Linked DNA regions of Mus musculus: all the other regions are linked to region 1. Evidence: chromatin loops called from intact Hi-C (ENCODE). Cell type or tissue: heart. All regions are shown on one strand. Region 1 holds the start of Smbd1 (somatomedin B domain containing 1). Region 2 overlaps Iqcg (IQ motif containing G). Region 3 has its middle 18 kb from the start of Gm41447. Region 4 holds the start of Gm34766 (a long non-coding RNA gene). Region 5 holds the start of Lrch3 (leucine-rich repeats and calponin homology (CH) domain containing 3). Region 6 holds the start of Fyttd1 (forty-two-three domain containing 1).

Region 1 (5,000 bases):
TCCCCTCCCCCACGACTCAACCCTGTCCTTTCTCCCCAGCCCCCTCCCGCCTGCTATGTCTCTTGAGGCTTAGCTGCTCAGCGGAGTCTCCTTTTTATAGACCAAGCTCAAGTTATCCAGGAATGCACAGGTCCTCCGTCCCAGGCACTCCCTCTGCTCACGTTACCAGAAGGTCACAGTTATGAGAGGCCACAGTGCTTTCCCCAAACTCTGACCATGTAAGTCACTTTTAAGAGACACAGGTCCTTTGCTGTTTTCTTCAGCTATAAAGAGCCCACACTCTAGAACCTCCACTTTCCGAGGCAATGGAAACGTGTCCCTTGTTGCAAAGGGTCAGCTGGTCGTTAAAACAAAACGAAATGAAACGCAAGCCTCTCACTTCCACCCGCCAGCTTGGTTTTACATTTTTTAATTATCTTTTTCATTGGGGGGGGGAGGGGGGAGGGCTGTGCCACTGTGCATATGTGAAGCTCAGAGGACAACTTGCAGGAGTTGGTTCTCTGCTTCCACCGTATGGGGGTCCCGGCTCGTTTGATAAAGCTCTGTCTCTCTGGAAGTCCTCAGTGCTGTAAGATCAGGGAGCTGGTACTGTTCCCTCGCTGCAGTGATTTCCACGCATGCGCGAGCCTCCTTCACCTGCCGCTGCCAAGGGGCGCCCAGCCACACCCAGCGTTCAAGGCGGTGAAGGTGGCCACTCTGAAAAGATCTTTCACCTCAATCCCTGTGACCTGAAGTCCAGCTCCTTGCACACCGCCCAGTCAGTTCCTGCCATTCCATCCCACTTCCCCATGTCTACGCTATCCCTGGTGACATCTTCTGGAACTTCCCAATTTCACTTTCCGTGCTGCGGAAGGACGCTCACAGATGTGGAATAATCTCTTTTTAAATCATGGTCTCTCACATTAGGTTTCAGGCCAAAGCTACTGTCTACTGTCTCTAGAAGGTTCACTTTTCTGTTCTTTTAAAAAGATTCCTTTTTATTATTTTAAAGTATGTGTGCACTCTGTGAGGGGTGGGAAGCAATATGCACGCGTGTGTGCCAGTGGCAGAGGCATAGCATCCTTTAAAGCTACAGTTACTAGTAGTTTGAGTACCATTGTGGGCACTGGGACCAAACAGGAGCCAAATGCAATTTTAAATGCTGAGCTGTCTCTCCAGTCCCCCACTTTTCCATTCTTAACAGGGACCACCCCAAACCTTTCCTAACTGCCACTCCACGGATCCTTTCATTTACCCCACATCACAAAGAAATGGTGGCATCCAGAACAGATGCCCTCCTCACTCTGCCAGAGCTCCTCTGTGCCAGGCCACATCTCTATTCTTCTACCTTGTCGCTAAATTGCAGGGGCTAGGATGCAGAAGCCTCTGTGGATTGTGCTAAAAAGCCAAATAGACTGGAAGGCGACCCCACCCAGCCAGCTGGGTGTGGTGGTGCAATTTGTAATCCCAGCACCCCAGAGGCTGAGACTAGATTCTGAGTTCCAGGCCAGCACAAACTACATAGCCAGACCCTATTTTATAAACAAACAAATAAACCAAACAAAAATATTCCATAGACCAATGTGCACAGAAAATGAAGTGCTCTCCTGGGAGAATTTGGCTTCATCTCTTGTGGCCATTTCTTGTGTGTTTAACTTCTCACCGAGAGTAGAGGCACTAATAATAAAGTGTTGACACGTTTTTTTTTTCCATTTTAAAAATCCAGACTGGGGCTAGAGAGATGGTTCCACAGTTAAGAGCGTTCACTGTTCTTGAAGAGGACCTGAGGTCAGTTCCCAACACACACGTGGCAGCTCAAAATTACTCTAACTCCAGTTCGGGGAATCTATCGCCCTCTTCCGGCCCCTACAGGCCCTGCATATGTGGGATGCACATACATTCAGCCACCAAACATTTATTAATTAAAAGTCGGAATAAATAAATATTTTAAAAATATTTATCTCTTAAGTTTACTTTCCTCCAAGTTATTTCCTCTTTAATGGCCAAACACCTCCAAAACAATGACTGCACGTTCTGCCAACTTCTGAACATCTGCTACCCTCAATTAAGCCAAATACTACTTCCTTCCTATTCCCACTTCCTTAGAAATACGTAGGCCCGAGGGTCCCTGTGCCATCTGGAGGGGTAACCCGAGTGGACTCTTCGCAGTGTGGCCCTTCTGGATGCCTGAGAAATATTTGAAGTAGCGATGCAGCAAGCAGTTTCTCTTAGAGAGGAAGGACACTGTCCTGTGCTGGTGGCGCCATCTGCTGGTATTGCAGATGTTATACCCAACTTGTTTTCTCTCTCTTCCTCCCCTTGGGCTCTCAAGGGAGGCATCCCCGCAAGATGGGTGAAGAGATAGTCAAATCATCTAGACAAGCCACACCTAAGTCTTTGCTTCTACTACATGGAAACACCCCCCCCTCCCCGTTGAAGTCATCAGGGCGACACCCATAGACCTCTGAGAGAAGAAAAAAAAAATCCCCTTCTAGGGCTGGAAAGATGGCTCAGGGGTTAAGAGCACTGACTGCTCTTTCAGAGGTCCAGAGTTCAAATCCCAGCAACCACATGGTGGCTCACAACCACCTGTAATGGGATCTGATGCCTTCTTCTGGTGTGTCTGAAGACAGCTACAGTGCACTTATATACATAAAATAAAATAAATCTTTAAAAAAATTTCCCTTCTAGCCAGGCAGTGGTGGTGCACACCTTTAATCCCAGAACTAGTGGAGGCAAGACACCAGAGGCAGCCAGATCTCTGTGAGTTCAAAGCTAGCCTGGTCTACAGAGTGAGTTCTAGGACAGCCAGGGCTACATACACAGAGAAACCTCGTCTTTAAAAGGAAAAAAAGTGTCTCTTCATGTAACCCAACCCAAGGCCCTGAGAAGTCGATGAGCTCACTGGAATATGAGTATTATGCCTGCAGCTCCCATTATACTTAAGCCGCATGCTTTCTCCCCAATAGTAGGACTAAAGGAAAGCTGTCCACTCTCAACACTTTAACTCATCACAGTGAAACAAGTTCTAGCCACTCTAAAAAGGTGGGAAAAGGAAATGAGATAGATCTGTGTTTGCAGATGTCACGGTTATGTAGAAAGTCCCAAGGAATTTGTTTCTAAAAACAAATCTAGAATAATGGAGTGAGCCCTGCTGACACATGGTGTATGACTTTGACCTCTGGGGCTGTGAGAAGACAGATCTCTTCTATTTTATTAGCTAGTTTAGAGAGCGGGTCTCGCTAAATCATAGCCTTCTTGGCCACTGGCTCCCTGAGAGCCAGTTTTCCATCCCAGCTTCTGCACTTTTAAAGATTATTATTATACCATTATGCTTCCAGCTACACATTGCAGGAACCCTACCAAGACACCAGACAAAAGACAGTTTGTTTTCCTAACATTTCAAGAGCCCCAGGGGAAGCACACCAATTGATGCCTCTGGTTTGCTTACATAGTGATTCCTTTGCGGCCCAGGCTCCTTCCATCCTTCTGTCCTGTCAGGCTCAGCATACCGCCATTTGCTTTATCTGCATGTCTTTACCTGGTGATTGTTGTTGCCACATAAACAAACAAAAAAATCTAATAAAGGTAGGAAGGGGCAGGTGAGGACACTCAGAGGATAAAGTGCTCACTTTGTGAGCCTAACAACCTGAGTTTGAGCCTCAGAACCCATGATGGAAGGAGCGAGCTGATTCTCAAAACTAGTCTTTTGGCATCCAAATGCGTGTGTGTATGCGTGCCCCCTCCCCTATGATAGCTAAAATATAAATTTAAAAAGCATAAGTAAAAATGCCAGAGAGAAATGGGGTGTTATATCAGAGTTCTCTAGAGAAACAGAACTGGTAGAATTTATGTATATTAAAATGGGATCTATTAAAATGGCACACAGGCTCTGGTCTGGCTAGTCCAGCATTGGCTGTTGCCTGATGGAAAGGCCAAGAATCCGGCAGTTGTTCCATCCATGAGGCTGGCTGTCTCAGCTGGTCTTCACCCTGTGATGGGGTCCCAAAGAAGTGGGCTCTAATAGAGAAAGAATGTCTCAGCAGCAGGATAGATGAACTTGCCAGCAAGAATGAGGGTAGGCAGGCAAAAAACCAAACCAAACCAAAAACCCCAAACCCCTGCTTTGTCCGTGATCTTTTCCGAGGGCTGCTGCCAGGTGTGGCCCAGATTTAGGGTGAGTGTTTTCACCAGCTTCCAGTGGAAGGTCACAGGGTGGGGTTAGGAGTGGCTATTCTCTGTCTTAGGCACCCACCATCCCTTCAAAAGCAGAGCCTCTGATGCATTCAGGGATTGATTAGAACCTGTTTGGGCCAAAGACGTAACCAATTTCAAATCATAGTCATTTCTGAATGCCCAACAGAGTCGATTCTTTGCATTTTTAAATAGGAGCTAAGGGAAAATTTCTTTATCCCTTAACCTTGAGATGACTTTGCCTCAACCTTCAGCTTTATGTCAGAACTGTAACAGTTCTGCCAGGCGCAGGGTCTCTGCAAGGGAACTGAGGTGCCCCGCTCATTGCTGTAGCTGATGGGACCACTCTTACTATATCTCTCATTTTGATTGGGACAGCACTGGACAGGGAGCTGGGGGACCAGCGCTGTCACCTCAGCTCTCCATATTAAACTGTGTGAGTCCAAAGTATCCTTTGTCTTCCCAGGCCTCAGTGTCCTTGTCTATAAAATGGGAAGGTCAGATACGCACGGAGGCCCTCTGCCACTTTGGCATTTCAGATTCTTCCCAGAGCGTGGGTATAAAAAGATATAAAAATTACCTCTGTTTGGCTAAGTCAATCCCAGCAGCTGAAACACCTGTGCCACACAGCCACGGTGCCACCCCCTTGCCAATCACCAGGTGTCACCTGGCTCCTCCTCTGTGTGGAGACACTGGACAAGTGCTCTCCAGTGAGTAGCTATTGGAGCTGGACCTTGATCCCTGAAGCACTTCTGCATCTATTGAGCCTGAAGCCATGTGGTTTGCCTTTCTCCTCCTGCTGTGGCTGGGCCCTGTGATTCCAAACC
Region 2 (5,000 bases), 210 kb before region 1:
CTCCCATTTCCAACCCAGGGGACCTGCTTGGTCTGAGAGTAACCAGGCATTAACCTCAGTGATCCCTTAGGACCTGCTGGAACTTAGGGTCCTTATCCTTTCTGCTCCTCTCAAGATGTCCTGGGAAGAGCTAAGCCTTTGACTTTGGGAGTCTCTCCAGCATCCTTGTGAGGCCCTCAGTATCATGCCAGTTGGTGAGAGAGTCGGGTCTTTCTTGTCCAGGTGGTAAATCTGCTCCTTCAGATTCATCCATTATCAACGTCAGCTAGGTAGCACACTGTGGCAACCTGGCAGAGCTAATGGAACAAGCCCTTCCCTGAAGGCTATCCATGCTGGTGGTAGTCAGGAAGCAAAGAGTGAGTGAGCTGGTGGAGAGTGCGAGAAATGTCTCTGTACTTGACCGCATTCCTATGGGGGCCAGGTGTGACCTCCGGGGCATCCTTAAGGTAGGTCCTGACTTCCATGGGAATGGTCCAACCCTGAAAAACCACTTGGTGGCTGACAACGAAGATAAGGTGGTCATGAAGCCAGGAGACCTATGGAGTCTGGAGTGACTTAGACACTGGCTTCTTGAGAGCATTAACTCTGAGTTGACAGTGACTCATGGGGACCCACAGAACAAACCTGTAGCCAGCCCCGGGTCACAGCAGGATTGAGGCAGTCAGATGACAAGTGGAGTCTTTTTTTTTTTTTTTTAAGATTTATTTATTTATTATATGTAAGTACACTGTAGCTGTCTTCAGACACTCCAGAAGAGGGAGTCAGATCCTGTTACAAATGGTTGTGAGCCACCATGTGGTTGCTGGGACCCGAACTTCAGACCTTCGGAAGAGCGGTCGGGTGCTCTTACCCACTGAGCCACCTCACCAGCCCAACAAGTGGAGTCTTAACTTCAGTCACTGCTGCTGTGGGTTTTCGAGTTCTATGGAGCCGAACTGTGGCTACTTCCCAAAGTACTGAGTATATACAGTGGGGAAGACATATTCGGGACAGGTACAAATGTAGGAGCGCCTGGAACTTTCCAACTCCACTGAAAATTAAACCACAGGCTTGCTGTGACCCTGATGACACTGCATAGGTAAGCGCCGCCTTCCAACACCTGACTGAAGCACAGGGCCTTAGATTTGCTGCTTGGTCTGTGCAGAAGCTGCCTGGCCCTTGCACAGTCACGGGGACTGTTGTAACTCCAGCTGCTGCTGCTATTCATAGACTTTGTTGATACACATCTGCAATACAGCTGCTAATCGCTAAACCAATTCGAAAGCTGCTTGCTTTCACCAGCAGGGCCATGTGTGCCTCCTCCTTCCTATACGGGGGCTGCCGATCCTCCAGCTGTCATGTCATGGTCTACAGAGGCATCTGCTTTGACACTCCATATCAGATCTCCTGTTGCATTAATGACACCAGGCTGCTATGCAAGTATGGCAAGTGACTTACAAAGACATCTGTGAATTAGAGCGTGGGATCAGCTTCATTCCTAGTGCCAATTGTGTGTGATTAAAATCCATTTAAATAACACAAATCACACTATCAATTTAAACAGACTTTAACAAAAGGATCATGAGCTATTAATATGGGACAGATTACCAAGAAGGGATAAAGAGAGCTCTGAAGGCTAGCACAGGGCTGACTGCCAGGATCCGAGAAAGGAACCAAGGAGGTGGAAGGAAAGTCTTTCCCATGACTAAGATTCAGGCTCATTAGAGAAAGTGCGTGGTTTCCTGGATGCCAAGAGGTGCTGGGGTTTTGTTTGTTTGTTTGTTGTTGTTTGTTTGTTTTGGATTTTTTTGGATATTGTTCTAATTATGTAGCTCAAGGTGTTCTCTGACTCATCTTGATCCTCCTGCCTCAGCCTCCTGCCTCTTGAGTGCTGGAATTATAGGAGTGTGCACTTAAATGTTTGTCTCCTCCTCCTCCTCCCTTCTGCCCCTTCTCTTCCTCCCTCTCTCCTTTCCTCCTTCTTCAGTCAGATGAATACTCGGTTGTAGAAGGTGGACTTTTTTTATTCATTGAGATTATCTTCCCCTTTAATATGTGGAAGTAAAACAGGGTAGATTTGCTATTGTGTTCTTTACATTCTTGGAGTTAATCTTACCTCGTCATAATGGATATAATGTTGCAGTTGTTAGTTAAATGTTTTGGTCAATGAGTGCCACTGGGTGTCACACAGCTCTAGCAGTGTGACCAGGGAGCCAGAGCACAGTGAGCCTACAGACCTCCTGCCGTGTCCTCTAGCGCCCTCTGCTGACGAAGCTTAGTATTTTGCTAGGTGGCCAAAGGAAACACTTCCAGTCATGCCCAGCCATGCTGAATGAACCTGGAGCTGAGAGGCAGTGACTGGTACCTGACTCAGTGGGATGTTTACCCTGTAGATCACTGGTGAGCACATTTTATCATGTGAAGGAGTTTCTTGTCCAAGTATTCATTTATTTTTGGTGGTGGTGGGAGGACAGCATCTCATAACATAGCCCTGGCTGACCTGGAACTCATCACAGAGACAAAGCTGGCCCCAAACTCAAAGAATTTAGAGTCACCTTCTCAGTGCCAGGATAAAGGTGTGTCGCCACACCCAGCTGAGATGAATTATTTTCATCCATCAATATGATTTTTTGATGATATATTTTTCTCCTCTGTCTATAAAGTAAAATACACTTACTTAAGTTTATTTATTTGACAGTTTGTTTATGTGTATGTGTTTATATCTGCCACATGGAAGCCAGTGGAATATGCCAGAGGGGCTAGAGTTACAGGTGGTTGTGACCGCTCAAACTCAGCAAGACCAGGATAGGCTCCTAACCATTGAGCCATCCCTCCAGTCTCTGTAGAGTTACAGACTGTACTAATCTACCCACTAATGTTGAGTCATCTTTCATTTCCTAAAAGTCTACCTGGGGATGGTACGGTGTTAATAAACCACTAGGGCTGATATACTTTGATTTTTTTTTTTTTTTTTTTTTGGTTTTTCGAGACAGGGTTTCTCTGTATAGCCCTGGCTGTCCTGGAGCTCACTTTGTAGACCAGGCTGGCCTCGAACTCAGAAATACGCCTGCCTCTGCCTCCCGAGTGCTGGGATTAAAGGCGTGCGCCACCACGCCCGGCTATACTTTGATTTTTATATCTCTTTGTTTTCTGGGGCTATTTTTTTTTTTTTTTTTTTTTTGTGTTGCTTCCAAAGTTCACTGGCTTGGCTGCATGGCTTGAAAACAATTCCATTTTACTATGATCCGAAACCCAAAAGAGAAATAGAATAAAACTGTATGTGTTGTTTGAAGTGTAGTAAAATCCAAGCCATCTTGACTGGATATCTCTCTCTCTTGTCTTGATGTGTTTGCAGGAGATGTCATATTTATTTATTTTCTGGAGTGTCATATTTTAAAAGAGAAACATTATCTGCCTAGAATGATATTCAGCTCTTCATTTACCAGATCTTTCAGAGTCATGTTTTGTAACATGTCTTCGTAGGAAAGATTCCATTTTGTTTCAGTTTTTTGGTCTCCTGCTTCTGCCCCCAGCGCTGGGTTACCACATGCTCCACCATACCTAATCTTCTGTATTTTACTATTGAATGCTCCTGGACTTTAGGACTTACATATTTCTGGTTTTCACTAGTAGCTGTTGAGACTTATTTTTGAATTATGTATGTGTCTCTGTGTGGGCATGTGGGCATGTGGGCATGAGTGCAGGTACCCAGGAGGTCAGAGATGGCTTTAGACTCCCGGAGCTGCGGTTACAGGCTGCTGAGCCTGTGTGGACATGGGTGTTGGGAACTGAAACAGGTCCTTTGCAAGAGGACAACAGTGCCATCTCTTGAGCTCAATGGCAACCTTTAAATTTGTTGTTGTTTTGTTTTCTAAGTCAGGGTTTCTCTGTGTAGCCCTGGCTGTCCTGGAACTTGCTCTGTAGGCCAGGCTGGCCTTGAACTTATAGATCTGTCTGCCTCTGCCTTCTGAGTGCTGGGATCATAGGCGTGCGCCACCACTCACCCTGCTGTAACCTTTAAATTTTTTATATAGGGGCTGGAGAGATGGCTCAATGGTTAAGAGCACTGACTGCTCTTCCAGAGGTCCTGAGTTTAATTCCCAGCAACCACATGGTGGCTCACAACCATCTATAATGGGATCTGATGCCCTCTTCTGGTGTCTTCTGGTGTATAGCTACAGTGTACTCATAAATAACAAATAAATAAATCTTAAAAAAAAATAATCGTATGCTGGGCAGTGATGGTGCACGCCTTTGATCCCAGCACTTGGGAGGCAGAGGCAGGTGGATTTCTTAGTTCAAGGCCAGCCTGGTCTACAGAGTGAGTTCCAGGACAGCCAGGAATACATAGAGAAACCCTATCTTAGAAAAAAAAATTCTTTTTTATACATGTCTAGGTTTTACTGTCTCTCTCTTAGGTGTAGAATTAATCATTATGCATATCCTGTTGCTTTTATTAAAACTCTTATTTACTGCCCCCCCCTTTCCAATATCCTGTGTTGAAACCAATTTTATACAATTGTCAGTCCATTAGCCTACCACTATTACACTACACTGTGCTGTGCTGTGTGTGGAGATTGTTGTATCTCTAGCCACTAGTGGAGAGAGCTAGGGGACTAAAGAATTCAAGTAAACTTGAGTGCCAGACTTGAACCTTGGCGATCTGCCTTCAGGGCCCAGGCTCCTCCCAGTAGTCCTGGTGCCTCCTGAGGGACTGTCATGAGAATCACACTTCACTGTTTTTTTTTTTTTTTTTTTCCTTTGTTACACGCCATTTATTTTCCCTTGCAAACGGACATCTTCAAGTAACTTTCATAGACTGAATCTCATCATCTTTCTCTCCTATTTGAAACTTTGGCTGGTATCTTAGATTCATATCTATTTTCACTTAGAAATTTGAAGACTCCTCTCCCCTCAGTCAAGGTATCTTATATCTCAGGCTGGACTAGAATTTGCTATGGGGCTAACATTGGCTTTGAACTCCTGATCCTCCTGCTTCTACTAGAGGTATGGGCAGCCAT
Region 3 (5,000 bases), 340 kb before region 1:
GAGAACCCGGATTCAGTCCCCAGCACCTAGATGGTGGCTCAGAGCCATCTGTAACTCTAGTTCCAGGGGAGCTGATGCCATTTCTGGGCTCTGCAGGCAACAGGCACTCAAGTGGTGCACATATATTTATGCAAGCAAGCATTCATATGCATAAAATAAAAATAAATAAAACTCTCTCTTTTTTTAAAAAAATATTGTCATTGTTAGGGTTTTACTGCTGTGAAGAGACACCATGACCAAGGCAACTCTTATAAAAGACAACATTTAAATGGGACTGGCTTACAGGTTCAGAGGTTCAGTCCACTATCATCAAGGGGGAAGCATAGCAACATCCAGGCTGGCATGGTACAGGAGGAGCTGAGAGTTCTACATCTCCAAGTGAAGGCTGCTAGTGGAAGACTGGCTTCCAGGCAGTTAGAATGAGGGTCTTAAAGCCCACACCCACAGTGACACTCCTACTCCAACAAGGCCACACCTACTCCAACAGAGCTACACATTCCAATAGTGCCACTCCCGGGGCCAAGCATATACAGACCATAACAAGTACCATATCTCAAATTGTCCAAAGAAACATTGGGTTGTAAAGTAAAATTCTGAGTAAAGGAAACTGGTATGGTGGGGAAGGTTGCTATTATCGGCCAGGACCATGAAAGCCCCAGACACCCACACAGAGAAAAGCAAAGCCCGAAGTCCCAGGGTCCTGGGAGAAGATGCTCCAAGCTCCATTCCTTTAAAGTGTTGCTCTGGTCCGTGGTGGCGCATGCCTTTAATCCCAGCACTTGGGAGGCAGAGGCAGGCAGATTTCTGAGTTTGAGGCCAGCCTGGTCTACAGAGTGAGTTCCAGGACAGTCAGGGCTACACAGAGAAACCCTATCTCAAAAAAAAAAATGTGTAGCTGTGGTGCAGTGAGGTGCCTAATGACAAGAATTCAACCCTTGGGACCCACGTGGTGGATGGAGAGAGCCAACGCCTGAAAGTTGTCCTCTGACCTCTACACACAGGCTATTGCACGTGTGTTCACCCATGCATACACACACATGTGATAAATTAACATAATATAAAGAAAGCACCTCTGCCTCAAGTCAGATTTTCGGATCTGGAGTTCACGTGGATGGGTTGGCTGAGTGGCATTTCCCACTGATAGAGCCTGGGAAGGGGACCCCATGGCTCCACAGTGGCCGCTGCTTAGGACCCACGTGACAAGCAGGAGCTCTCTGCTTTCCTGACCTGAAATATTACAGAGAATCGTTGTGCTCCACGTCCTGCTCACGGCTTCACGGTACTGACAGACTGTGTGTAGACAGAGTGACATGAGGACACCACTGGCCCAAGGGATGGTTGAGGAGGCATGTAGTGAAGATATGAGGGAGAGGACCACCAGAGGTTTCTAAGTCCAGAACAGAGAAACTAGTAGACTAGATATGGCCAGTCAATCGAACAGGGTCACGAGAAAAGAGGGGTTGGGGAGGAAGTAAAAGAAGAGAGAGAGAGGCAAGAGAGACTGTACTGGCTGGTTGTGTGTCAACTTGACACAGCTGGAGTTATCACAGAGAAAGGAGCTTCAGTTGGGGAAATGCCTCCAAGAGATCCAACTGTAAGGCATTTCTCAATTAGTGATCAAGGGGAGATCCCCTTGTGGGTGGTGCCATCTCTGGGCTGGTAGTCTTGGTTCTATAAGAGAGCAGGCTGAGCAAGCCAGGGGAAGCAAGCCAGTAAAGAACATCCCTCCATGGCCTCTGCATCAGCTCCTGCTTCCTGACCTGCCTGAGTTCCAGTCCTGATTTCCTTTGGTGATGAACAGCAGTATGGAAGTGTAAGCTGAATAAACCCTTTCCTCTCCAACTTGCTTTTTGGTCATGATGTTTGTGCAGGAATAGAAACCCTGACTAAGACAGAAACCAAGAGAACCAAGAGCACAAAAGGACGCAAAACTGAAATGGCAGGGTTATGTGGGGATGTGAAGTTGGGGTAGGGAAACCCAAGAGCGAGGAGTTTAGGGAAGGGGGCGGGGTAAGAAGAGCTGAGAGAAGCCTGGATGCCAGCACGGACTCTGGAACAGGCACTCACAATGCAGTGAGAGCCTGGGGGCCAGCATGCTCTTCCATATGCCAATAGGCACCATTTGTCCTGGGCTTCATTCAGACCTAACAAAGATGTGTACAGAACAGCTGGCATAGGAGCCTTGCAGACAGTGGGATCTTTGTTTGTTTATGGTTTTGCTTCCCCCCCCACCCCACCCCACCCCACCAGACAGGGTTTCTCTGTGTAGCCCTGGCTGCCCAGGAACTCACTCTGTAGACCAGGCTGGCCTCAGACTTAGAGATCCACCTGCCTCTGCCTCTTGAGTGCTAGGGTTAAAGGTGTGTGCTAACCATACTCAGCTTCTTCTCTCCGCCCCCCCCCGCCCCCAATCAACAGGTAACTCAATCGCTGAGCACAACAACTAGCATCCTAGTTTGTAAGCCATTCTAAGTTAAATCCTCCGGTAGCAGATCCCTGAACGGATCTACCACCTGAACTGGGGGTCTCAGCTGCCTACATCTTGACCTCCACCTGTCCCCATCCAAAAGCCAATACTCATACTCAGCTCCTTGATAATGTATTTATTTTTTATGTATGGCTGTTTTGCCTACATATATGTCTGTGTACCACACGTGCTCTTTGTACCCAAAAAATCCAGCAGAGGGCATCAGATTCACTGGACCTGGAGTTAAATAGGGTTGTGAGCTACCTTTTCCGTGCTGGGTTTAGAACCAGATTCTCTGTAAGAACAGTGTTCTTAACTGTTGAGCCCCTATCTATTGATTTTTTTTTAAAGTAGGAGAATGTGTTTGTGTCTTCTCATACATTATTGAAAGTTCCCTAAACAGCGGCTGCAGACAGAGGGAGTCATACAAAAATAGATTGCATGGAGATAGCACCGGACGGAGAGGTTTACAGGCTATGGGTGGGTGTGTTTGGTTTTTCCTGCAGCTTCTTTTTTTTTTTTTTTTTTTTTTTCGAGACAGGGTTTCTCTGTATAGCCCTGGCTGTCCTGGAACTCACTCTGTAGACCAGGCTGGCTTCAAACTCAGAAATCCGCCTGTCTCTGCCTCCCAAGTGCTGGAATTAAAGGCGTGCGCCACCACGCCAGGCCTGCAGCTTCATCTTGTGCTGCTGTGCTTGTGAGACACGGCTGGCTGAAGTCTGGCTACCCTGCTCAGAAGTGACCTGACTAAAACAGGAGCAGCTTGGCCTGTCTGCCAGCTCCCTGCCTGCCCTAGGGAAAGGCCGCATCAGGATGCAGGGCTTAGAGGAATGGGCAGGTGCACGGACTCCAGAGGAGGTGTCCCTGTTAAGAGTCCCATCTGCCACTCCTCTGCCACAACAGGGCTCTTCCTTGGGTGAGCAGGGTGGGCAGCCTGGATGCTCTGCGGCCAGCCGGGAGACTCCTGAGAATCCCTGCAGACATGGGAAAGAATGATTCACACAAGGAGGAACCAGGAAACACCCAGAAGCAGGGATGTGACCCCTTCCCTCAGGTGCCCCCAGCCCAAGGCTGTGTCCATATAATTGCACCTGACCACTTCAGAAGGTGGTTGTGGCCTGCGATATGGCTCAGTGGTGATCTGAGCTCATCTCTAGGACCCACGTGGTAGAAGAGAACGGATACCTATGAGTTGTTCTGACTTACACGCAGTGCACACGGGCATGCAAACTCGAATGTGAACACATGATATAGTAAAATGAAGGAGGTGATGAAAGATGACCTGCATCCTCAGTAACAGACTCACAGGCACTCACTGCATAAATATTCGGATTATTAATTTGTTAGAGGGCATGCGTCTTGGTTCCAGAAAACAGGAAGCCCAGACAAAGGGATCTTTTGAGGCTCAGTTCTCACCTCAAGTTCCTTTCCTGACACCTCTCCACCGTGGACGAGGTGGGGACAGGAGGATCAGGAGTCCAAGGTCAGTTCCAGGCTAGTTCTCACTGCATGAGACTCAGCTTCAAAGCTTAGCTGCAGGAAGGGTCAGCAATTCAAATCAACAAAACCCCAAAAGCAGTCAACACAGCAAACACAGACAGGCAGTCAACACAGCAAACACAGACAGGCAGTCAACACAGCAAACACAGACAGGCAGTCAACACAGCAAACACAGACAGGCAGTCAACACAGCAAACACAGACAGGCAGTCAACACAGCAAACACAGACAGGCAGTCAACACAGCAAACACAGACAGGCAGTCAACACAGCAAACACAGACAGGCTTTCTGGCCTCTGTCCTATGAAAGGGCAGAGGGTACCCAGAAGCGTCCTTGTCAACAGCTTTTCTCCAGAGACAATTCCCCAGAAATCTTTTTTTTTTTTTTTTTTTAAATTGGCTGACATTCTCTGGCTGTCAACAAAATTCAGCTAAAATTGGCTGAAGGGAAAAGGGAGAGTCTTTAGAAGTCTCTGTAATGGTGTTATCTCATGGAACTCAAAGGCAGTCACATGACACAGCTGTTGGATGTACCTAGAACAGAACCACAGAGCCACCAGGTTGCTGCCCTGCTTGCCTGAGGGCTCTACTCCCCCCTTACCACCACCACTACCACTGTTGATGAATTTTCCTGAGAGTGATGGCTATGTTCTCAAGTAGTTCAAAGTTATGGCTGTCTAACCTACAATTCCCAATGCCCAGCTTTCCACCCCGTGCCAGTGAGCTCCTTGTGGGCAGGAAAACCTGAAACCAGTGTTCTGTGGCCACCAGAGGCCGTGCAAGCAAAGCATACTTGCTAAGATGGATCTACACAGGGTATCTATCTGTGCTGTCTAAGGAAGCAGAAGATGACCAAGTGTGATCTACCCAAGAGACATGAATCGTGACTGAGCAGGGACAAAACAGAACATCCTTGCTTCTGGGTGATACACACAGACAGAACGAGGGGCTTGAGGGGTAGGGTGGGCAGAGAGCACTCTGCAGTTGGGTACCTGGGGAATGAAGAACAGGATAGTGCCGTATAAAACAGCAAG
Region 4 (5,000 bases), 120 kb after region 1:
ACTATTGACTCTTAGACAAGGCAGGACTCAGCAGCGACCATATGAACAATACAGGCTAACATGGAATGGCTTACCTTTTAAGTAATCAGGACACTCTGTTGGAGGTGTTCCTCCTGGTCTGAGTCCTATTCACCTCTTGACCTCCTCAGGCTGAGCCACTCTGGCTCCTAAATCACTCTCTGACTGGTCTGTTCACTTCCTGTTTCCTCTCCCTCTTCCTTCTCCTCCCAGATGAGGGTTTTCCTCAACATCAAAGTCTTGGCTCTCTCCATCCATACACAATGAGTCCCCTGGCTCTGTGACATCTAGGCTACTCCGTATGACTCAAGTATCCCCATCTCTGACTACACGGAAGGTCAACCTTGGAGCTCCCTTGTGCCCTGAGGCAGAAGACCTGAAGCTCTTAGGGCAGGATTCCAGAGGACTCTGGAAGCTCACCAAGCAGTGAGATCTCAGTAGAGAATCTTCATGCAATTGCATCCCATATGGTCTCTGAAGAGCAACTGTTCCACGAAGGCAGAGGGGCTGCAACGTTTCCCACCACAGGTCCTGTGGGAAAAGGATATGTGAGCTCGGGTGCAGGGCAGTGCTGTGCAGCAGAGACAGAATGGAAATAGAATCTTAAATATCTTATTCACCACATTAACTGTAAAAAAAAATTATAGATAAAATCAATCTTAATAATTCTTACTTAACACAGTCTATTTAAAATATTATTATCTCAACATAGTGATGTAAAATTTATGTGTGAGACAGCTTACACTTTTCTCACAGTGTGTCGTTGAAGTCCAAGTGCATTTTACGACACTAGTCTGGCCTAACCATATCCAAGGGACAGCGGCAGCTGCCAGACAGGAAGACAGCGCAGGAGACCTTAATGGTGCCTGAAGAGCAGACCCACAGCTGCAAACACCTGGACATGGAGCCCTGAGAGTGTCCTTGGCTTGCCCAGGTATCTTCCTCCTCCCTGAAGTGCTCTGTTTAGAGCCCTCCCTCAGTCCCGCTGGGACTTCTCAAAGGGAGGGCACAAAAAGTGGCTGTGTCCCCTGGGAAGTAAGCTCCGCCCGGCCCCAGGTCATTCGCACTGTCTTCCCCTTGGCCCATCTACAGGAATTTGTTCAAAGTGAATCGATCAGTGAATCAAGTGCTTCCTTTCAGAGTTTACTGTGCATGTGTGGGGTGTACCAGGTAGTCACAGCTCAGAGACCTAATGTTCCCGGTCAGGACGCTGGTGAGACGTCTGTGGGAAAGGATTTTAGATTGTCAGGCCCTCTGCAGACCTATGAGCCCCATTACATGTTTGCAAGGCAGTGTCCACTTAGTGCCTCTCAGGCAGTGACAGGGAGGAGAGGCAAGCACAATGGTCCTTAAATGACAGAGCCAGCAGACATTCCTCTCTGCCTTCTCTTCCTCCTTCCCTTGGGTTCAGACTTGCATGGCGGTTTCACCCCTCTCTGCTCTTCCTCCTTGGTTTGTCTCAATCACTTACTTCCCCTGGGGTGACCCGCAGCATTCAGTTCCAACTTTATGACTGCTTCCTGAAGCCTCTGGGCCAGCGCGACAGGGTCACACACGTTTACACACCCTCAGACCGCCAAATCCAATGCCAGAGGTAGCATGTGGTTCTGCAGCAGGAAGAAGCACACACGGGGCACCCCAGCAGGAAAGCCCCAGCAGGGCACCCCTAAGGAAGGCCTCCCCAGCAGGGTGCCCCAGCAGGAAAGCCCCAGCAGGGCACCCCTAAGGAAGGCCTCCCCAGCAGGGTGCCCCCAAGCCAGGCACCCCCAGCAGGGCACCCCAGCAAGGACTCCTCAGCAGGGCACCCCCAAGCCAGGCCTCCCCAGCGGGGCACCCCTAGCAAGGTTCCGCAGGCGTAGCACACCGACGCTCTGGCTCACACTCAGTCTGGGAGACCCTGCAATGGGGAATTGAGCCTCCCCAGTCTCCCTTCTCCACCTCATCCCACGGCTTGATGGTTCCTGTAGTCACCTGCCAAACAGCTGGTTCAAGGTCAGGCTAATTCAAAGCACTAACCCTGGTCTAATCCTGGCTGCTTGCCAGAACAGCATGGACTGCTTTTGGAAAAAGTCTCACCAAGGCCATCACTGTGGTACTAGTCACCAAGCCTGAGGTCAATCCCTGACAGGAGAGAACAGACCTCCACACATGCACTGAGACACATGCGCACACACACACACACACACACACACACACACACACACGCATACACGCACGCACACGCGCACGCGCACGCGCACGCACGCACACGCACACGCACACGCACAGCTAAAGTTAATGTAGGGCTGGAGAGATGGCTCAGGGGTTAAGAGCACTTCTTGCTCTTGCAGGGGACTCAATTTCAGGTCCCAGAAACCTCATGGCAGCTAACTCCAATCTCTAGAGATCTGTCACCTTCTTCTGGTCTCCAAGGGTACTGCATGCATCTGGTGCACAGACATGCATGCATGTCTCTCCATGTCTTGACTGGAGATGCTAAGTGATCAGCTACCTCATGCTCTGTGCCCCATAATCTCTCTATCATGAACCGAAGTTGACCATTGCTTAGGTTGCTTTTGCTAGGCATTTGTGGCTCCAAAGGGCCTGCCAGCTCTCAGCCTCAAGTTAACCAGGCTCCTTTGAGCCCAACACATAGTTATTCTTTACTGTTAGAAGTAACCTGGAGCGGAAAATAGGAGTTTGGATGTAGATCATCCTAGATCGAGACCCATACTTATCAGCTGTGTAACCTCCCTGGCTGCCCTGGAACTCACTCTGTAGACCAGGCTGGCCTTGAACTCAGAGATTCGCCTGCCTCTGCCTCCCCAGTGCTGGGATTAAAGGCATGTGCCACCACCATCTCGCTGAATTTGAGAAGAGCACTGACATCTTAAGCCGACTGAAAGGATCCAATAAATAGAGAATTCCAAGCACAGGTAGTCATCAGAAAAGACATGCATTCTAATGGAGGACAGTAGCTCCCCCTAGGGGACAAGTTGAGAAGTTCAAGAGCTATTTTTATCACAATGCCGGGGTCACAAGGGCAGGGACCCCCCACAACACAGGACAGGGATGCCTGAGAAAAAATGTCCTGTAGTATATGGAACAAAGGAAGGTTTGTACATCTTTTAGACAACCTGAATTTTCCAGGAACTCAACCACTGTGCAAAATTGAGGGAGTTGTCTGTTTTCTCTGGCACCTCACCAAGAGCCGTTAGCTTCTTGGAACTTCTCACAGCACTGCCAGTGTGGTGCCAGTCCCAGGTGCCCACACTAGACACGGGCATCGGACCTTCTAACTGTTCTTGACCCGGGTTTCTCACACTCTAAAGTGCACTCCACTCTCCAGGGTGTATGCATGTGGGTGTGCCTGTGGCCTAAAAGGGTTAGGGGCCTCTCTATCCTTCTTCTCCTTACTCCCTTAAGACAGAGTCTCTCACTGAACCTAGATCTGGACCCAGTCACCCAATCCCACAGCACTGGGGTTAGAGGCATATGTGTGAACATGCCCATCTTTTTTATGTGGTGCTGGGACCCACATTCTCGCTAGCACAGCAAGCACCCTTACCTACTAAGGTTCCTTACCCATCCCCATTCTGGCTTGCTTGAGCCTCAGATGGGCGCTGTCCACAGTGAGTACTTGGGAAACTGAGGGAAAGAAGATCAGGTGAGGGCTGGGGTGGGGGGAGACACCTAGCAGTCACACATGAGGACAGATTACATCATCTTTGATATCCTCCACACTCACGCCACAGTATGAGATACACACAGAGAGAGAGAGAGAGAGACAGACAGACAGACAGACAGAGAGACAGAGAGACAGACAGAGACAGAGAGACAGAGAGAGACAGAGAGAGACAGAGATAGAGAGAGACAGAGAGAGACAGAGAGAGGCAGAGAGAGGCAGAGAGACAGAGACAGAGAGACAGAGAGATGTAATTTTAAAAACAAAACATTTAAAGCTGGGCTCAGCTGCATGTTAGCTGTGACCCTGACCCCCACGTGGGAGAGACAGAGGTAGGCTGGTTCCTGGAGCTAAGGGTCAGTCAACCTAGCCAAACGAGTGAGTTCTGCTCCAGGCTCAGTGAAAGACCCAGTCTTTTGTTGTTGTTTGTTTTATTTTTTTTTGTTTGTTTCAAAAGTGGAAAGCCACTGAAGGAGGTAGCGGACATTGACCTTTGGCATCCACCCCACGTGCACACATACATACCTGCTATACATATTATAGAGAAATATGTACCCTAAATTACAATCACCTGCTAAAACCAACGAACACACAAGCATTTCTCTATGCATCTTAGGTATGGCCGTGTTTATAATAGACACGGTGTCTGTGTCCCAACCAAAAACTGCTCAGTACACGTGAGTCCAGAGAAACCTGGCTTCTCACGAGACAAGCACTTGACAGGTAACTGCTGTGAAGGAGGCAGATATCAGTACCCAACAGCCATGATGACCATGCTCCAACAAAAGAAATACTCTTGACGTGAACATAAAGAGAAAAATCATAGCAGATAGATGAAATATTAAAAGAAGTAAAGTGGAATGAGAAGTGACTCATTGCTGTACCCAGACAACAGTCATCCCTGTGTTAACAACTCTACAGAGCGAAGGTGGAGAGTTGGACTATTGCAGATCTGGAGCTGAGACATCTTGGGCTATCTTTAGCTCCTTTTTAGGTAATCATTGGCTAGATATGGCCTAACATCTGTGTAACTGTGTGGCTATCACATGAACTTACGGTGATGTGGTCATAGACTGCTGGCTTCCACCAACCCAAAAGCTAAGAAGGACGGCAGATGGCATCTGAAGGTTACAGAGGTCTCCTCGATTTGCAATAAGCCGTCTAGCTGATATTTCTGCTGATGTATCTGGAAAGTGCCTAGATTTATCAATTTTTATATTCTGTGACTGTTAAACAAAAACAACAAACAAACAAACAAAAAAAACTTCATGAACTGGAGAGTTGGCTCTGCTCTTCCAGGGGTCCTGAGTTCAATTCC
Region 5 (5,000 bases), 100 kb before region 1:
AAACAAATAGTGAACAGTCAATAAATGATGTCACTGGCATTAAATTGCCTTTTTAAAACTATTTTTGTTCTAATTACTAAGAGCTGTTGAAGTTAAAAATGAATCTGGCTTAACAGGTTAAAGAATACTTTGTGATCTTTTTAATCTCTCCTTTTCTAGTACACTTTTGACCAGATAAAGTGTCAAACAAGAACAACAACAACAAAACCTTTGATTTAATATAGTAACTAGAACATTAAAGTATGAGTAATAATATACATTAAAAAAAAAAAAAAAAAAAAAAGCTTGGGGCTGGAGAGATGGCTCAGCAGTTAAGAGCACTGACTGCTCTTCTAGGGGTCCTGAGTTCAATTTCCAGCAACCACATGGTGGCTCACAACCATCTGTAATGGGATCTGTAATGCCCTCTTCTGGTGTGTCTGAAGACAGCTACAAGGCACTCATATACATAAAATAAAACAAACAATAAGAAAACCTTTTCTTTAAATTAAATATTATTCTTAATAAATGTCTGGTTTTGTCAATAAAACGTTTTCTTTCTTGATGGCTCAAACTTTTGCTCCTAGAATTATTCAAGAACAGATGAGATAATAAGTTAGATAGACTCCTATAATCACCCTTTTCTTTACCTTCAGGCTTAGAGCAGCAATACTGAAATGACTCACCTCAATATGAAAACCGCCCTGCCAGACAGTCAGCCCTCCCGTGAGCAGAATCAAGAAGGCAGGGAGGGGTAGGAATGACAAGTTTACATGATGTCACCAATACACATAAAAAATTCAAGTAACTCTTCATGTTTACCTTAGCAAGTCTGACTTCAGTGCCAAGTGAAAAAAATTCAGATCATATTGAAAATAAAGGCTACCACTAATAAGCTTTAGTAAGCAGAGGAAAAGTTTCTTTGGAAATAATAGTTTCTAGGGATAATTTAATGTCTTTGTTTTATTTTTTAAAAAATAATATTTAGTGCAGTGGTGTGTGTGTGTGTGTGTGTATGTGTGCGCATGTGCGCGTGTGTGCGCAATGTAAGGCAGAAGACAAGTTGCAAGAGTCAGTTCTCTCCTTCCAGTATGTAGGTTCTTCGGATCAAACTTGGGTTGTCTGTCGGGTCTGGCAGCAGCATGTGCCTTTTTACCCACTGAGCAATCTTACCAGCTCTATTTATTTTTTCAACATTAGTGAAATATGTAATAATTACCAATCTTTGATGACTACACAAGCCTAAGAAAAAGTATTAACTCTCACATTTTAAAATCAAGCAGAATGAGGATGAAACAATGTATATGACATAAACACAAAACATTTAAACTACTTCTGAGGGGACCCCTCCCCTTATGTAAAACAAAAGGACTCAATTCTTAATCTACTCCCGGAGGAAGCTATATTTAAAACACAAGAGGAACACATTATATAGTATGTTGAATACCTCAGTTACCATACATTGTTTCCCACAACTAAGGAAACCAAATAATACTTAATCCCCATTCTCTTTCCTGTCTTAAACAATATAAGGCGCAGAAATGTTTTTAAAGGGAAAAGCAAATATAGATGTGGTAGACAATATCCTACTTCTTTTCATGTTTTCTTAGGCGGCGGTAAGAATGGAAGACGAAAGTCCTGAGCACCTAAAGATGGCCTATTTTTACAAGTACTTTTCGGTAAATCAGACGGAGGCGGAGAAATAAGCTGTTCCCAGTGTTAGAGTCCACATTACACACACATACTCGCACACACTAGGGAAAACGCCAGAGCGGACCTGGATCCTTTGACAATGCAGCACCCAGCGTCACCCATACTACGATGGAAGAACGTGCTTGCCACGCTCCAACTCTTAGCAAAGTCAATTCGGCATCCCAAATGCAAAGTGGTCTGCAGACACCGGGGCGAGGCAAAAAGTCTACGGGGCGGGCACTGATGCCGAGATTTCTGAGAGCGATTCAAGAAAGATCACCCGTCAACTGCCTCTCGCCGGCAGCGGAGATGCTGCTGCGCGCTGCCGCACCCCAGGCTCCGGGTCTGGCCAGGCCGGGAGGGTGCGCGGTACCGCCAGCGGTCCCCGTTACCCGGGGAGCCTCGGGCCGGTCGCCACACACCCCCTGCCCCCCACTCCACGGGTCCCGGGTAGCAGGGATGCCCGCGCCCCGCTCACCGGCCCGGGTGGTGTCCGTCAGGTCATGGTTGGCCGCTCCCCGGGGAAACTCCCTCAGTTTCCGGCCGCTCAGGCTCAGCACCCCGGTGACCGCCGCCTCTTCCAGGGCTCGGTCGACCGAGCGGCTCCAAGAGCCCGGGCCAGGACCAGGGCCCAACCCAGGGCTCGGCCCACAGGTCGCACCGGAGAGGTTTCCCCCGGACGCCACAGGGCCAGAGTACTCCGCAGCCGCTACCACAGCCACCAAGCCCGCGGCCGCCATTTCCCAGCCGACAACTCTCCGGCCCGGCTCTGCGCATGCGCCACGCGATCCGCTGGGTGGGCGGGGAAAGGGGCTCGCGGACCGGGGACAGCTCTCCCGGACGCGCTGGGCGCAACAAGCCGCCTGCCCCGCCCACAAGCAGGTTTTCCAGGGAAACCGAACCGACTTCGCAGAGCTGGAGCAGCCCGGTACCCTGGGCTCCCTAAAAGGCCACTACAAAAACCAAAACCCGTCCTTAACAGCGCTCCAACTCTCAGTGGTGGATTACATTAAACGGCAAAGATTCCTTAGCCCTGTTGCTGCCAGAAACTTGGGCACTTAGAGGGGACTCCCTGAGATAAGCCCAAAATTGTCTCTCAGCTTGTCACCATACCGCCAGATGATCTGAACTGGAATTTGTGGATATACTATTAGTTCTTGAACGGGAAAACAAACATACCGTGTGAGCAGATTCGGCTACAAAGTCCCTAATTCTTGTTGAAATTGTTATGTATTTTAGATTTGTTGTTGTTGTTTTGTTTGTTTGTTTTTTGTTTTTCGAGACAGGGTTTCTCTGTATAGCTCTGGCTGTCCTGGAACTCACTTTGTAGACCAGGCTGGCTTCGAACTCTTTTTATGAAAGAGCTCTTAATGAAACCAAACGTCTTAAATACTGTGGCTGTTTGCGCAGATTTTATCACTAGCTAGAGCAGAACGAATAATATTTACATCTAACATTGAAATCTGGCTATGTAATAAATGTTGGGATTAAATTTAGAACCGAAAGACCAAAACCGGAAACCATTCAAGTAATGAAAACTACCACTCACATTTAAATAAAACCCCACCCTCCCAGTCCTGCAGTCTCTTATTTTTCCAAATCTGTTTTAAATTCAAGCCATTCCTAATATGTGATGCAAATATCACTCACCAAATTTACTTTGCTGTACAGAATTCGAGGGCCTGTCAGATAAAGTCTCTTTTCTAAAGAATTAGCTAATTTTATTTTGGAACCCAAGGAGGCCAGTTACAATAAGAAAACAGCAATTGGGCTGAGTAGAGTGCACGGCAAAGCAGTCCCTCTAGAGCAAGAACGAGTGAGGTGGGTCGGGCAGTGGTGGCACACGCCTTTAATTCCAGCACATGGGAGGCAGAGGCAGGTGGATTTCTGAGTTCGAGGACAGCCTGGTCTACAGAGTGAGTTCCAGGACAGCCAGGGCTACACAGAGAAACCCTGTCTTGAAAACAAAACCCCACCCCACCCCCAAAAAAAAGAACGAGTGAGGTTTTTGAATAAAACCTGAAGTTACAAAATAGGATGACAGAGAGCAAAATTCCAAGTATGATTTTGATGCATGTGAGCACATTAAGACACAGATGAGAAAAATCTATCACAGAGCACAAAAGAAAATATGAGGTGTGAGAAGCTGCTCATCACTCAAAGCCCAACTTCAGGGAAGCCCCCAAAAAGCACTTTCCTGAGTTCAAGAAATTGTAAAAATGTTTCAGTAATAAAGTTGATTAGTAACAGTTGCTCCAAGACCTGCTCTATCAGCCCTTTTGTCTTGTTTTGTTTGAGATAAGAGTCCCAATGTTGCCCAAGCTGACTTTGACCTTCCAACCCCTGAGAACACAAAACAAGTAATAGTTGATGCCATGTCTGGCTCTCAGCAATTTGACATTCTAGTTTCTTTTGCAACAAGTCCCACAATAAATTATTAATGTCTACTAATGAGCCCCTTCATGGTAATGGGTAGTCTTTGTCAAGTAATGTATACCCAATATATGTATTTTCTGATCTTTCTGAACATTTCTAATTCTTTGAAAGATACTAAGCTAGCCAGGAGCATGTTGTAATCCTAGTACTTGAGAGGTTGAGGCAGGATGATACAGGCCAGCCTAGATACAAAGGGATACCTGTCTTTAAAAAAAAAAAAAAAAAAAAAAAAAAAAGATTAAGTTGGGCTGGCAAGATGGTCATGGGGGAAAAATCTTACCATACAAACTCAACAACCTAAGTTCAATCCACTGAGCCCGTGGTAAATGGGGAGAACTGACTACTCCCTACCCTCCGTGCCCACTCAAGACATTACACCCACAAGCACACTATATAATTTTACCTGAATTGCCAGATGTACCTTTTCAAAAGCACTAATGTCCTATTACTTTATATTTGCATCAATTCCCACAAGTTCTTAGCCATATGGCCTCTTTTCCTATTGACATGAACACTCCACTACAATCTCAGCATGGTATTCCTAGTCCTGAACTGTCCAGATGTGTAAACTGCAACTAGTCTGTTTGACTTGATTTGAAGCCATTAGTGAATTAAACTCGATGCTATACACACCTCTCATATCCCAGGGAGATATGGGAGGCCTGAGCATATGAACAAAAAGCAAGTGTGGGAATCAAGATAAGTAGATAGGTTATATATTAACAACAGAGAGAAAAGTAAGGGGGAAACTGGAGGTTTTCAGAACACGGGATGAAGTCTGTAGATATCTGAAGGCCAAAATAAGTTGATTAAGAGGTTTGTGGTGGGCTGGAGAGATGGTTCAGCGGTTAAGAGCACTAACTGCTCTTCCAGAGGTCCTGAGTTCAATTTCC
Region 6 (5,000 bases), 64 kb before region 1:
TCCAGGCCCAGGATTACCCTAAACAACATCCTCAGAATAGGTTACATCTAAGTTCTGTAGTCCCTAAGCAGCCAGTTCCTCCTTCCTACCTCAGCCTAGGGCCATTTTAAGATGTCCCCACAGGAGCAGACAAAATGGAGGCATCTTGTCACCTCCTCAGCCTAGAACTGTCACAGGAGTCATCGCTGTGGTGCATCTCCTTTTCCACCTCAGCCTAAAGCCTAGAGGTGGAAAAGGAAACGTGCCACCCCGAAATACTGCTGCAGAAGCTGTCCCACCGTGGCAGTCCACAGCTCCTTTCCAGCCTCTCCGTGATGGCATCTCAGCCAAAGGGGCCTGTGGTCGATTGGTCGGTCGGAAAGGACTTCCTATCCTAACCCATGGGCCCCAAGGCAGAGAAAAAGGTTGAAAATCTACCAATCCCTGAGCAGGAAAAACCCACCAATCGCTGAGCTTCCCACAAAACCTAACCAATCCCTGAGTAGGAAAACTCACCAATACTTATTCTGGAAATCTGTCCGGAAAAGCTCTATCCCCCTAAGAAACCCTATATAAGCCCTTGCCTTTTGTCCAATTCCCTGTTGTCCTATAGTGGGAGCAGAGGGCAGCCATTACTGGATTCGTCCCTCTTCTCTCTGGATCTACCAATAAATCTCTTTTATGCGATTTGCTGCCTGGTGTGACTGATAAGAAGCCAAGAAGCAATGAAGAGAAGCAAACAAGTGGAGTAGGTCTGAGACTCTTGAGCTCCTCAGCTCAGCTGGGAATACCCTCCCCTGGGAGCTGCGAAGGTTTCCTTTCAGAGCTGTGTGGTTCCTGGGCACCAGTGTCTCAGGATGCCCTTCCACTGGGACACCTGCTCCCCTCTTCAGCTGTATGGTCCCTGGGCTTCTGAGGCCCAGGATAGCCTTCCATTAGAAAAGAAACACAAGTTCAGTATTCAGGTATTTTAAAATATCCAAGAGGGGCAGTGTGGTGAGAAGAGACCCGGAAAGAGGAAAAAGAAAGAGAGCACTGATTCTATCCAGTACCATACATAACTTGACTCTACAAAAGAAAAAAAAAGAAAAGAAAAGAAGGAATTACTTTTGGATTTGCTAAGCCAAACCAAACAGAAGCCCTCATACTGTTGGATTGGAATTATTTTTTTTTTCGAAAATAAAAAACAATCCTCATGCTTTTCTTACATAATCATCAGCAAACCACGGCATCCTTTTTATGTACACGGGACCCCATGTTCTACCTGACATTTTATCAATCTGCGTACATCTCTCCCTCCCCACCCCCAACTGGCTAACTTTGAAACCGTGCTAGAGAACACGCTTCAGTAAACACCTAATCAAACTCAGTAATACGGTTCACGCTTAACGACCCCTCCGAGCGGCCGTTCAGGGACCGCGTCCGGGACCCCCGGCGTTCCCAGGGGAGGCGCCGGTTGGAAATCGCCCGTGCCCAGCGCACTTCTGGGCATTCACACCAGACAAGCTATTCTCGCGGTTGCTGGCTTTAGTCAGTTGCAGCCCCAGGCTGGTTCTAAGACCCTTTAAAAGGAAAAGCCCCGGGTGGGTGAGCACACGCCGGCCCGGGTAGCCCAAGAGACTCCGTCCTGCGGGGAAAGAAGACAGCAGCTACGGACCCTGCGGACCGCCGGGCCCGGCCAGTCCTTGTTACGACCCCTCCCTACCCCCGGGGGTGGGACACACCGGGGTCGCTCCCGTCCCATCGGGGGGGGGGGGTCCTCGCCGGTTCCGCCCACGCGCGACCAAACCGGACAGGCAACCGCGGTCAACCGCCCCTTCCCCCACCGTGCCTCCCGCCCCCTCCCCCCACCACGACGCGGCCACCCTGGTCTCTCACCCAGGGACATATCGATTTTGTCCAGGTTCTCATTGCTTCGTGCTTTCGGTGGCGGCGGCGGGGTCGCCGTGGCTCCTACCAACCGGGTGCCAAACCGGTTCATGACTGGGGTTGCGGCGTCGGAGCAGTCAGCCGGGAAGGCCAGAGTCGCAGGCCCGCCGCCTCCCACTCACGCACGCAGACTAGCTGCAGCGCAGAGCGCGCACGCGCGCCGGCGGCGTCCTCGCCCTCCCACCTCCCAGCAGCGGGCGGGGGAGAGGGACTACCGAGACGAGCTGCGGGCGGCTAGAGCGGCCCACGCGAAACTGGCGCCTAGCGGCCCTTACCGGTGCGGGGCGCCGTCCTGGAGCCTCAGCCCAGGGCGCCGGGAATAGCGGCTGTCCTAGCGCCTCGACGGTCCACACCATTGGCAGCGCCTCCGAAACCGAGTCTGAACGACTAGCCTGGCCCTGCTGTTCCGGCCCGTCCTGCTGCGGAAAGGCCCGGCACGCCCCTCTGCAGTGCAGCCTACGGAGGCTGGACAGACCCCTGCGAGCCGAGATTGCAGCGATGGGTCCCAGCTCCCCTGTCCCTGAGTTGCCACGTCTGATAGCAAAGGCTGCAGTGACAGTTCTTGAGTCACCTTAACAATAAAAGTAAATGCTAATGTATCTGTGCCTTGTCTCAGTTGGCACTCTATAAACATTTGGCACGGTACTAGCTACCTTAGTAAGACCTCATCTTCCCTTGGGAGGGTAAGTACTTCTGTTTATTTGGTTGCGTTTTTCTATTACTCAATTGAGTGGCGAAATATATATATTTTCCTTAATCGTCTTTATAGAAAAACTTAATGTTTCCATTCCAGCTTAATAATTCGTTTCCCCTTTACGAAATGTTATTCCCCCCCCCCCTTTTTTTTTTACTTTATTTTCTACAACGCACCTGCGTGGAAGCATGCCTGTTATTCCATCCCCCACATAACAGCTCAAAACCATCTCAGGCATTTTCATCTAAGGAAAAAAAAACAGCGTCAAGTGTTCTGTTCGTGTAGAAATCTCTGCCACCGTTTTCTTCACTTCCTAAAATTTCTTTAGTAGAGACCTGAGCTAGCTTTGTAGTGACCCAAGAAATCTGAAAACCACACTATCCTATATTTAATTTAGTAATGTCACAATCCATGTGATTTGCAAATTCAACAGCCGTGACACATTTTACTATTTTTTGCTTGGAGCTTCCATACTTTAAAACACTTCATATCATGTACAATTGCATCTATTAATAACATATTTTCTAACTTTTACCAGCTGAGACCTGGTTATATTGTATCTACCCTTTTTAGTAAAGATTGTGACAGCTATTGATCCATCTTAAAACTACATACTAATGCTTCTTACGATATGGTTAAAAGAAAAGGCCACTCTTAATTCGTGATTCCATCCAAAAGCATGATGTTTTGGGGTGTTTGATGAATCATAGTAGTCTTATCTTGAGGAAATGTATAATTTTCTATTGAGAATTTGAGAAATACAATCCCTTATTCTCAAAAGTCAAGTTGGGCCAGGTGTGTTTTGCAGTGCCTTTAATTGCAATACTCGGGAGGCAAAGAATAGTGAGTGAATTTCTGTAAGCTGTAAACAAGCCAGGTCATAGTTCCAGGACAATCAGGGCTATGTAAAGATTACCTGTCTCAAAACAACAGCAAAAGTCAAGTTGGTTTTCTTTCCCATGGCAAAACTGTAACTGTATATAGTCAGTTAACATAGCACACACCTATGAGGGCATACAAGAAACTAATGGTAAAAAGTTTGAATTCAGCAAGATTCAACAGTAAAATCTGGCACGTAGAATAGTAGAATAGCTGATGCTTTTGCCACAAGGTCCTTGGGTTTGCTATTTTACTCTCCAACCCCAACCCCTTGAACTGCTAGCAACTGGGGAAGCTAGATTGTAAAGAAGAGTGTGGATGAGGCCAGGCACCTTTGGACTTAGTACTGAGAGGCAGGCAGATCTCAGAGCTCCAGACCAGCCAGAGCTCCACAGTGAGGCTGTCTCAAAACAACCAAACCAAAACCAAACCACCCAACAAGAAAGCTTCTACCGTTCCTGGGTTTATTGAGTACAGCATTTATCATTCTCTTCCGTCACTTGTTATATTACCTTATGGAATGCTATAGGCCTTAGTCTGCATAAGTTATCCTAAGAGTCTTTACAACCCTGAGTTGGGTGGTGGTGGTGGTGCACAACTTTAATCCCAGCAGAGGCAGGCAGATCTCTGAGTTTGAGGCCAGAAACCCTATCTTTACATTTCTGAGATGCTCTAAGCACAAGATGTTTCTCCCTGCATTAGCCCTCTGCCATTAGTTATAACTTCTGCACTCTCTGCTCATTTGTAGAAGTAAACTACAGAAAAGAATTGTAGATTGGTTCTTTTTTTTTTTTTTAAGATTTATTTATTTATTTATTTATTTAATGTAAGTACACTGTAGCTGTTTTCAGGCACACCAGAAGAGGGCATCCGATCTCATTGCAGATGGATCTCATTACAGAGCTACCATATGGTTGCTGGGATTTGAATTCAGGACCTTTGGAAGAACAGTCAGTGCTCTTAATTGCTGAGCCAACTCTCCAGCCCAGCTTTTTTTTTTTTTTTTTTTTTTTGGTTTTTTGAGACAGGGTTTCTCTGTACAGCCCTGGCTGTCCTGGAACTCACTCTGTAGACCAGGCTGGCCTTGGACTCAGAAATCTGCCTGCCTCTGCCTCCCGAGTGCTGGGATTAAAGGCGTGCGTCACACGCCCAGCTCACCTCTGCCTTCTTAGTGCCAATTGTACACTACCATACCCAGCTTGGAAAGTCTGTTTACATTTATTATTGATTGATTGATTGACTGTATATGTGTGTGTGGTGTGCATGTATGTGAGCACATGTAACATGGCACGTGTGGAATCAGAGGACCACTTGTGGGAGTCCATTCTCTCTTTCTACCATGTAGGGATCACACTCTTATTGTCAGACTTAGCAGCAAGCACCCTCACTCACTGAGCCATCTTACCAGCCCATCTTGTTTCTAATCTTCTTTCTAATCTACATGAAAAAGTTAAGGCATTTAGATTTTGAAAGCATGCATTTGATATAACAAAACAGGTGTGTTTAGATTTTGAAATTT

The links. Peaks named below come from ENCODE experiments on the same cell type or tissue, not always from the same donor. Only the 100,000 strongest peaks of a DNase experiment are listed, where the experiment ranks them.
Region 2: it touches region 1 in a loop (7-fold over the local background); 19 of 42 quality-filtered maps call a loop at or near these places.
Region 3: it touches region 1 in a loop (4-fold over the local background); 16 of 42 quality-filtered maps call a loop at or near these places.
Region 4: a loop joins it to region 1, with 5 times the contacts of the local background. A loop is called at or near these places in 12 of 42 quality-filtered maps.
Region 5: it touches region 1 in a loop (4-fold over the local background); 3 of 42 quality-filtered maps call a loop at or near these places.
Region 6: it touches region 1 in a loop (3-fold over the local background); 24 of 42 quality-filtered maps call a loop at or near these places.

What each region holds. Positions count from the first base shown.
Region 1 is chr16:32,810,383-32,815,382 of GRCm38, reverse strand. It overlaps Smbd1 (somatomedin B domain containing 1), which reads left to right and starts at 4,937. Exons shown (of 4, transcript NM_001256309.1): 1 at 4,937-5,000. The coding sequence starts at 4,949. In heart, CTCF peaks have their summits at 2,036 and 2,235 (motif pointing left); DNase peaks (open chromatin) are centred at 72, 712, 1,412 and 2,192; H3K4me3 peaks cover 1,328 bases; H3K27ac peaks cover 1,309 bases.
Region 2 is chr16:33,021,223-33,026,222 of GRCm38, reverse strand. The region is part of intron 8 of Iqcg (IQ motif containing G); the gene reads left to right. Among named protein-coding and RNA genes, the nearest start is that of Iqcg, 32 kb to the left of the region's middle. In heart, no CTCF peak of the experiment used is centred here; a DNase peak (open chromatin) is centred at 2,252.
Region 3 is chr16:33,152,880-33,157,879 of GRCm38, reverse strand. No RefSeq gene overlaps it. Among named protein-coding and RNA genes, the nearest start is that of Gm41447, 18 kb to the right of the region's middle. In heart, a CTCF peak has its summit at 2,669 (motif pointing right); no DNase peak of the experiment used is centred here.
Region 4 is chr16:32,695,285-32,700,284 of GRCm38, reverse strand. It overlaps Gm34766 (a long non-coding RNA gene), which reads right to left and starts at 1,618. Exons shown (of 3, transcript XR_384827.2): 1 at 1,490-1,618; 2 at 439-549. In heart, a CTCF peak has its summit at 3,004 (motif pointing left); no DNase peak of the experiment used is centred here; H3K27ac peaks cover 567 bases.
Region 5 is chr16:32,911,553-32,916,552 of GRCm38, reverse strand. It overlaps Lrch3 (leucine-rich repeats and calponin homology (CH) domain containing 3), which reads right to left and starts at 2,453. Exons shown (of 21, transcript NM_001081255.1): 1 at 2,150-2,453. The coding sequence starts at 2,411. In heart, CTCF peaks have their summits at 436 (motif pointing left) and 2,660; a DNase peak (open chromatin) is centred at 2,452; H3K4me3 peaks cover 2,118 bases; H3K27ac peaks cover 1,539 bases.
Region 6 is chr16:32,874,854-32,879,853 of GRCm38, reverse strand. Fyttd1 (forty-two-three domain containing 1) reads right to left here and starts at 2,070. Exons shown (of 9, transcript NM_027226.4): 1 at 1,858-2,070. The coding sequence starts at 1,960. It also overlaps a transcript of Rubcn not described here. In heart, CTCF peaks have their summits at 2,184 and 4,362 (motif pointing right); DNase peaks (open chromatin) are centred at 393 and 2,113; H3K4me3 peaks cover 2,933 bases; H3K27ac peaks cover 1,929 bases.